2 separate regions of the Homo sapiens genome follow, and region 1 is linked to region 2. The links are chromatin contacts, found by Hi-C or POLR2A ChIA-PET in ENCODE. All regions are on one chromosome and are shown on one strand. Each heading gives the region's core, a stretch centred on a gene start or an enhancer-like site at or near the end of the contact. The rest is flanking DNA. Distances are from core to core; before and after follow the strand shown.

Region 1 (4,174 bases), core at 1,515-4,014, 180 kb before region 2:
GATTTCTCCTTCATTGAAATGTCAGCTCCAGGCGGGCACGCATCTTTGTTGTGTTCTCTGCTGACTATATCCTCAGCACCTAGAACTGTGTCTGTCACCTAATAGATGCTCAGTAAGTATCTGGAATGAATGGATTATTTGTGTTTGCCAACATACACAGGTCTACCAAAGTTGTTTTCTCATGTACCTGTGCATTTCATGCTTCTAATAGGTATAAGGGAAGTCTGGTTATATCTTTTCTTCCTGGGACTGCTATAACAAATTATCACAGACTACAGGGCTTAACACAGCAGATTCATTTCAAAGTTCTGGTGGCCAGAAGTTGTAAATCTAGCAGGGCTGCCCTCCCTCCAGGCACACTAGGGAAGATGTGTGTCTTGTCTCTTCCACCTTCTAGTAGCTCTGGCGTTCCTTGGCTTGTGGCCGCATCACTCCGGTCTCTGCCTCCGTCTTCTTACCTTCCTCTTCTCTCTGTCCTGGTCTCTGCTTCTCTCTTTTAAGGATACATGGATTGCATTTAGTTCCCATCTGGATAATCCAGAACAAATGCCTCCTCTCAAGATCCTTAATCAGTCTTTTTCCAGTGATTCAGTTTGAAAGCAGACATACTTACTATCTCTCTGGGGGCTGCCATTTAGCCTACTGCAGGTTATCTGCATAAATAAATCAGAAAAGCAGAGATTCTCACCTCCTCCCAACTCTGTTGTCCTAGCAGGCATGCAATAAAGAGAGTATCATTGCGGTATTATTATTATTACTACAGCTCAGAGTGTGGAAATGATTTTTTAAACACCATTGTATGTTCTTTAATTATCCCAAATTTTAAAAATGAAACTATGCCTATAGTAAGAAAAAATACAAAAGAGAATAAGGTGGAAATAAAGGGGCGATTTGCCTTTTTTAATTTATTGTGTTTAGAGACAGAGTCTCAGTCTGTCACCCAGGCTGGAATGCAGTGGTGTGATCATAGCTCACTGCAGCCATGAACTCCTGGACTCAAGCAATCCTCCCGCCTCAGCCTCCAGAGTAGCTGGGACTACCGGCTCATGCCACCATTTTTATTTAATTATTTTTATTATTATTCATAGAGACAGGGTCTCACTACGTTGCCCAGGCTAGTCTCGAACTCCTAGCCTCAAGTAATCCTCCCACCTCATCCTCTCAAAGTGCTGGGACTATAGGCTTGAGCCACCACGCCTGCCCTGCAATTTTTCTTTAACTCCAACCTCACTTCTTTATAAGACATAACCACCGTGGGCAGTTTGCACAATCTTTATAAATTTTGAAAGCATGCACTTTTTTTGGCTCATAGTGGTAAGAAAGTTGGGGGTATACAATATATCCCGACAGTTCTTAGACCCACCTCATTCTTTCTAATGACTTCTAGCATCGCATCATACTTAACCTGTCTTCTACTGGCCAACTTTGCAGTTAACTCGAGGATTTTGCCTTTATAACATCTATAATCTTTGGCATGTGGCCAAGAATACTTGTAGGATAAATTCCTAGAAGTGGAATTTCTCAGTCAGAGGAGATTTTTTTTTTTTTTTTTTTTTTTTTTTTGAGACAGTCTCGCACTGTTGCCCAGGCTGGAATGCAATGGCACAATCTCGACCCACGGCAACCTCCACCTCCTGGGCTCAAGTGATCCTCCTGCCTCAGCGTCCTAAATAGCTGGGACTACAGGCCTGCACTACCACACCCAGCTAATGTTTTTTGTATTTTTTAGTAGAGACAGGGTCTTACCATGTTGCTCAGGGTGGTCTTGACCTCCCGAGCTCAAGCCATCCTTCAGCCTCCCAAAGTGCTAGGATTACAGATGTGAGCCCCTGCTCCCAGCCAAGAGGTGTGCATTGTAAATTTCTACAGCTATTGCCCAGGGCCTTCAAAAGGTTATCATTCACATGCACATCAAGGGTATACCTGTAGAGGCTGGGCTTGGTGGCTCACGCCTGTAATCCCAGCACTTTGAGAGGCTGAGGCTGGAGGATGGCTTGAGCTCAGGAGTTCAAGACCAGCCTGAGCAACATGGCAAAACCCTGTCTCTATAAAAAATACAAATATTAGCCAGGCATAGTGGCGCATGCCTGTAGTCCCATCTACTTGGGGGGCTGATGCAGGAGGATCGCTTGAGCCCGGGAGGTCGAGGCTACAGTGAGCTGTGATTGTACCGCTATACCCCAGCCTGGGTGACAAAGTAAGACCCTGTCCCTCCCCCACCAAAAAAAACAAGCCTACATTGGTGAGGGTGCTGTTTCTGATACCCTTTTCTACCCCAGCAAGAATGCGGTGTGTCAGGAGAAGCAAATCCCAAATGAGGTAAGTGGATTTTCTATGTGGGCCTGGGTCGGGGCAGACATGGCTTCTGAGGTTGTCCCTGTAGCTGTCTGAGGAGATAAGCTATTAAGAGCTCTTGTTAGTGTGGGTTTTATTAACAAAGACAGAGTTTGGGGAGGTGAGCCAGAACCGTGCGGCAGCGAGAAGCGTTGTGCAAGTCGGTATTTATTTCTTTAGTGCAGTTAGAACTTAAATATGGTCAAAACATACTCTTCTTTTAATTTACACAAACAAATATGTTCCCAGGCTGACACCTCCCGTGCCAAGTTTCTAGGGGAAACAAAATTCTACTGTGAGATTATAAACCACTCGAGAGAAGATGAGAATGGAAAAGCCGCCGAGAGTTAGCTCTCTCTACATGCCCAGAACTGGGCTGCTAAAAGGTGTCTTTTTTTTCATTGCAGATAAACCTGCCAGTAATTTCAGCAAATGAAACGTGGAACACGTCAAGGCCAGAGGATGGAAAAGGCTCCAGTTTTGATAAAAGGAGGCCTGCTTGGCTTGGAATCCTCTCTCCTGCTGGTTGGGAGATGCAAAGATGTTTCCAGAGAGGGGCTGATGAATTGAGGGGAAAGAAATGAGCCCAGTATGAGTCCCCTTTCAGGGCTGAGCGTGTATAAAACCAAACAACTTGGAACCGCTCCAAGAGAGGGGATTAAAGCAACATGTTATTCTGAGTGATTGCTTAATTTATTGAGCTGCGGCTGGATCTGTAATGAAATACAGCCCTTGTAACTGATAACCTCCTGCTGCCATTGAACTTCTACAATTAAGGAATATTTTCTGAGTTTCTCTGGAACGGCTCTGAATTTTTAGCCTCTGTGGTAGGGTGCTTCTGAACATTTGTTTTCCAGGCAATTTTTTTTGAGTATTAGGCTGATGTTAATAAATAAGCAGCATTTTATTGAGTGTTTTGTGGGAACCAGGAACTTTATATACATTGTTTCTAATCCTGACACTAATCCTGTCAATATCCAGTGAAATAACCCCTATTATTCCCTATTTTACAGATGTGAAGCCACGAGACGTTAGGTCATTTTCTAGAGTGGTGCTGTCCAAGACAGTAGCTGTGATGGCTCCTTGTGGCTATTGATGTGTAAATTAGTTAAAATTAAATAAATTTTAACATTTACACCCTAGGTTGCACTAACAATGAGTTCAAGTGCCCAGCAGCCCCGTGTACTGTGGCTGATGGCTACCACATTGGACAGTGCAGATATAGACCATTTGAAGGTTGCACAAGTGCTATTGGTCAGCACTGACTTAGATTTCCTTTTTTTTTTTTTTTTTGAGATGGAGTCTCGCTCTATTGTCCAGGTTGGAGTGCAGTGGTGCAATCTCGGCTCACTGCAACCTCCGCCTCCTGGGTTCAAGTGATTCTCCTGCCCCAGCCTCCTGAGTAGCTGGGACTACAGGTGCATGCCACCACGCCCAGCTAATTTTTGTATTTTTAATAGAGATGGGGTTTCACTGGCCAGGCTGGTCTCGAACTCCTGACCTCAGGGGATCCACCTGCCTCAGCCTCTCAAAGTGTTGGGATTACAGGTGTGAGCCACCACGCCCAGCCAGGTTCAGATTTCATAGCTAGAACCTGGCAGTGCCAGAATTCAAGCCGAAGCTAATGGGCTTTGAAGGCAGAGTTCATCTGCCAGCCTTGTTGCTTCTTTTTCTTCCCTCTGCTGAGAAGCAAGGAACAGAGCAGTGACTGTATCCCCTGGCTACACATTAGAATTACCTGCAATTCTTTTTTTTTTTGAGACGGAGTCTCACTCTGTAACCCAGGCTGGAGTGCAGTGGTGTGATATTGGCTCACTGCAACCTCCACCTCCCAGGTTCA
Region 2 (4,741 bases), core at 1,307-3,806:
CTATTCCAGCTCTTTATTTTCTTTTTCCTTAAGTAAGCTGCTTCCCTGTTACGGGGGCTGTTGCTGCTGACACCAGACCTAAAGACAGCATTCAGGTCTGAACTGGAGCAGGTTAGGCTGCTAGGAGAGGAAGCATGCTGAGTGACATTACTCTTGAGTCTAACACAGGTAATACAGGGGGATGGGAGAAGGAGAAAGTAGGGAGAGGGAGAGAGCGGGACAGAGAGAGGAAGTGGAAGGAGACAGTGAGCCTGCAGGGGAATCAGGGAGAGCGAACTTTTCCCATTTGCTGAGGAACTGCTTTTATTAATAGAAGGTGGCAACTCCCAAAATTCAAAGAAGTAACAAGTTCTTCACCACTCCTGGACATTAAAAGGATCTGTGAAATTCTTTGCCAGCAGGAGAATACGATTTTTAAAAAAGTGATATTGACATTGTTCAGCTTTCCAGACTCAAGTCATTAAATCTCTAAATTGTTCTAAATATTCATTTTGCTTTCTACATTCTAAAAGTGTAGAGCTTTTTTGTCTATTTAAACATTCATTGTAAAAACCAACTGGTTAGATAAAAAAGTCAAGCCAAAAGAGAGAAATGTAAAAAACTAAAACAAGCCAGGTGCAGTGGCACGTGCCTGTAATCCCAGCTACTCAGGAGGAGGAGGCAGGAGGATCACTTGAGCCCAGGAGTTCAAGTCCAGCCTGGGAAACAAAGGGAACCCTGTCTCCAAAAAATGTTTTAAATAAAAACAATATTAATACAATGGCAAGTGTGATATTATCACATGCCAAAGTATTTTTGAATATTTTATAACATTGTATTTTAAAATTCTCAATGACCTGAGAGTTTCCTACAATGTCAAAATACTCAACACAAATTAGGAAACTGAAAAACAACTTCTGAAAGTCAGGTATACAGAGAGAAGAACACAGAATGCTTTTTTTCATTCTTTGTTTTTTGAGACAGTCTCACTCTGTCACTCAGGCTGGAGTGTAGTAGCACAACCACGGTTCACTGCAGCCTCAACTTCCCAGGCTCAAGCAATCCTCCCACCTCAGCCTCTCAAGGAACTGGGACTACAGGAGCTTGCCACCATGTCCGGGTAATTTAAAAATTTTTTTTGTAGAGGTGGGATCTTGCTACATTGCCAGGGCTGGTCTTGAACTCCTGGGCTTAAGGAATTCTCCTGCCTCAGCCTCCCAAAGTGCTGGGATTACAGGCATGAGCTGCTGTGCCCAGGCTAGAATGGTTTCTGTAAACTTTATCTTTTACTTTTTTTGTTTTGTTTTGTTTTTTTAAGACAGGGTCTCACTATGTTACCCAGGCTGGAGTGCAGTGGCTATTCACAGGTGTGACCATAGCTCACTGGAGCCTCAAACTCCTGGACTCAAGCAACCCTCCCGAGCAGCCAGGGCTATAGGCACGTGCCACCAAGCCTGCCTACACTTGTGGATTTTATAAAGTACTCTCTACATTTCTTTCCCTAGAAAAAAATATTACCACCCTTTAGATTCTAATTCTAAAGTGCTACATCTAATACCTCTAACATAAGTAAAGTCTCATTTTAAAGCATGTCCAATGAATAAATTTGCTTCTACTGCCTTTGCATATGCTAAGATTTTGATGGAGGAAAAAAAAAGTACCTGAAAGCAGCTTTCATGGAACCCAGCTATAAAGCTCCACAAACCCCATTTTTCCAGTGAGCTCACAGATAGTACCCTGTGCCCTATGTCAGCTTAGGGCAGCAGTTAGAGGCCTTTACCAACAGAAAAGAAAAAGCCTAGCTTGCTTCTAAGGCTACATACATCCAGATCTGTTCCACCAAAATCAAATCTGTGGCAAGGAGGTCCATGGCTACAGATTCTTCTGCTATGAGGCACCCAGGGAAATAGTCCAGAGGTCTGAATTGCAAACAAAATAATTTTAACTAATATAAAAAAGACCATCTGTTCAGTAACTAATTCCCTTGAGGACATGATATGGAAGTCAACTATCCAGCTTCCACCTTTACATAGTATATAAATGAGAAGAGAAAAGCGAGCAGGTTGGGTGCAGTGGCTCACGTCTGTATCTTAACACTTTTGGATTATTTGAGCCTGCCCAGGAGTTAGAGACCAGCCTGGGCAAAACAGTAAAACCCCATCTTTACAAAAAAAAACAAAAAACAAACAAAAAAACAATAATAATAATAATAATAATAATAATAATTAGTCTGGAGTGGTGGTGTGCGCCTATAGTCCCAGCTACTTGGGACGCTGAGGTGGGAGGATCACTTGATTGCGCCACTGCACTCCAGCCTGGGACAAAGCAAGACTGTCCAAAAAAAAAAAAAAAAAAAAAAAAACAGAAAGAAAAAGAGAATGAATGTTAAAATGTAGGCAGAGGCATGAAAAATAGAAAAGAAAGTCAGCTTGCAGAGCCAAGTTTATATCTTACCCCACCCTGATGTGGTTGGCCAACAGCTGATAGAGGGCTTTTCGGTAAAGTAGGTAGAAACAAACCCCACCAACCCTCAGGTTACCAGGCAATGTGCCACCATGTTATTAAAGCCATCATGGTGAGAGTTCCTGGGCAGGCAGCCCGCTGGAATGCTGAGTCATCTGTTCCCCCGCTCACAGCTGGCCCTCCTCCCCAGCACATGCTCTGCCCACAAGCACACTCTTTGGGGAATGCATTAGGAAGCAGCTACCTGAATGTATCCTGAAAATCACAGACAAGGCACTAAACACACACCCATTGGAGCCTGTTCTGTCACAACTCAAGCCAGAGTGCAGGCATAAATCACTGCCGTTTCTGGAAAGAGCACAGGCACACCTTGCACTCAGCTCTCTAGAGGCCTTAGCTAAATGCTGTTTAGATTATTTTTAAAAAATGTGGTTTTGACTGGTTCAGGATTTAAAAGAGTTAACAAACATCATATGAGCAGAAGGCACAATGGAATGAGTGTGTACACTCTGGGGTAGACAGCTCTACTACTGGAAGGCCACATGCCTCTCTGGGCAACTGTTTTCTTATCTTTGAACTGAGATGCTTTCCACAGTTGGCTTCAGGGAAAGCATCTAAGACTGGAGTCACAACAGAGTATTCACGCATGGGGCAAGGGGTGGGGACGCTAAAGCTGAACTTTGCCTTTAGTTAAAATTACCCTTGAAACTTCTTTCTTCACACTGGAGAACATGCGTCTCTCAGTGAAGCCAACACAGCTGGTTTTTCCTCCAGGGTCAGAACACACTACTGTTTCTCCTCTAGGACATCAGAGGAAGACGATGGCTTGCATGTGAGCACCATGTTATTAAACACACATGTACACACATGTGTGAACACACATGGTTTATAACCAGCAGGAAGCTTGCTACAAGAAGAGTGTGAAAGTTGATATTCACAAGGAAGGGGCAGAATCTACATCTCCCATTTCATCTCCAACTCACTGGGATAAGGATAAATACTTTTGCTGAGTGAAGTGACAAGCAAAACCAGTCTCACACCCTAAAAAATAATTAGCCACATCAAGTACATTTGAATTCACACAAGTTTCAAAATGTTATGATGTAACTCTACTTGGTACCTAGCAAATATACGATCTAAGCCTCTGTGCCTGTCCTCTGGTCACATGTACCCAAGCTAGTTCTCTGAAGACAAGGAAGGTGTTTTAGCTATTCTATACCTCCAGTGATATTTCTTCAGGAGAGAACAGCTAATACAGCTACTTCTCTCTGCTTCCGAACAGCCCTGGGCTTGCAATTACTACAAGCCACTGAAGAACCACGGCTTAACTTCTTAGGGCATGGATTTTACCAGAGATCAGGGAGGAAAAATTAAATAATTAATCTGGCAATTTAAAACAAATTAATATTAAAGTAAAATGGACATATTGCAGAATAGCATTTTTTTAAATTGTGAGAATGGTTTAAATAAAACATAAGACGGTAGAGATATTTCACCTTCTGCCCCCCTCACCCCGCTGCGCCCCTGAGTGCTCCTATCCACGCTGCTTTGGTGTTGTTTGAGAAGAACCTCCCCCCACAGAGGCACTGATACTAGCTGAATGGATTCTCCTTTCTGGGGAATGAGAACACCAGAAAGGAAAAGAGACTTCCACCTTCTCTTCTTGGCAGCAAGGAGGTGAATGTAATGTCCACATGAGGGTAGTTTATACATGTCAATTTGTATTCTAGGTGCACAAACAACACTCAGAGAGCTGTAAGGAGTTCTCTGTGGTTAGAAGCAATTCTGAAAAGAGCTGACTCATATGAGAAAAGCGTAATGCAGTATCTATTTCTTTTAGCAAAGGTGATAGAAACGCACGTATCATGAATATGTCATGCAAGGAAAGATGAGGGCAGCCTAAGCTGAGAAGGTGTTCAAATAAATTTCCTGTTTGAAAGGGATTATGATACTGCTCTTTTCCCTACCTACCTGTGGACACAACAGAAAGGTGGGAATCCTGTCCTATAAATTCAGGTTCTGGCCCTCATTTGCCCTACAAGTATTTCTTAGCCAAGGTGAAGTGGTCACCCGTGCATCTACCAAAATGGTCTGGACCACTGACTGGGCAGGTTTTGAGAAGCACGGTCACCTGCCTCAGGGTGGTAGCTATCATTTCCTGAGATTATATCACAGGTAGTACACGCTGCCAATGCTGTAGGCTCTGTTACCCTCACTTTATACAGAAAACTGAAGACCCTGTTGAATGGCTTGTCCATAGTCTTGCAGCTGGTATAAGGAGAACTGGAATACAAATTCA

What was found. A loop is a pair of places that touch in the nucleus more often than their neighbours do. ChIA-PET counts read pairs that join two places held with the same protein, here RNA polymerase II (POLR2A). Pooled maps may share reads with other maps.
Region 1: POLR2A ChIA-PET joins it to region 2 with 19 read pairs in AG04449. The contact joins two enhancer-like sites. A Hi-C loop is called at or near these places in 1 of 168 maps with a recorded cell type or tissue (chondrocyte), 8 of 37 single-sample maps with no recorded cell type and 5 of 50 pooled maps. POLR2A ChIA-PET finds 5 or more read pairs at or near these places in 5 of 52 experiments (AG04449, GM12878, HepG2 and 2 more).

Annotation. Positions count from the first base shown.
Region 1 is chr16:14,323,272-14,327,445 of GRCh38, forward strand. It overlaps MIR193BHG (MIR193b-365a host gene), which reads left to right. Exons shown (of 2, transcript NR_170633.1): 2 at 2,742-4,174. Among named protein-coding and RNA genes, the nearest start is that of MIR365A, 16 kb to the left of the region's middle. Within about 2 kb of position 2,765, at least 2 of the 41 ENCODE cell types and tissues checked have a DNase peak (open chromatin) inside an H3K27ac peak, as active enhancers do.
Region 2 is chr16:14,499,120-14,503,860 of GRCh38, forward strand. All of the region lies in intron 21 of PARN (poly(A)-specific ribonuclease), which reads right to left. Among named protein-coding and RNA genes, the nearest start is that of LINC03107, 73 kb to the left of the region's middle. RefSeq lists enhancers at 2,433-2,727, 2,453-2,747. Within about 2 kb of position 2,557, at least 32 of the 41 ENCODE cell types and tissues checked have a DNase peak (open chromatin) inside an H3K27ac peak, as active enhancers do.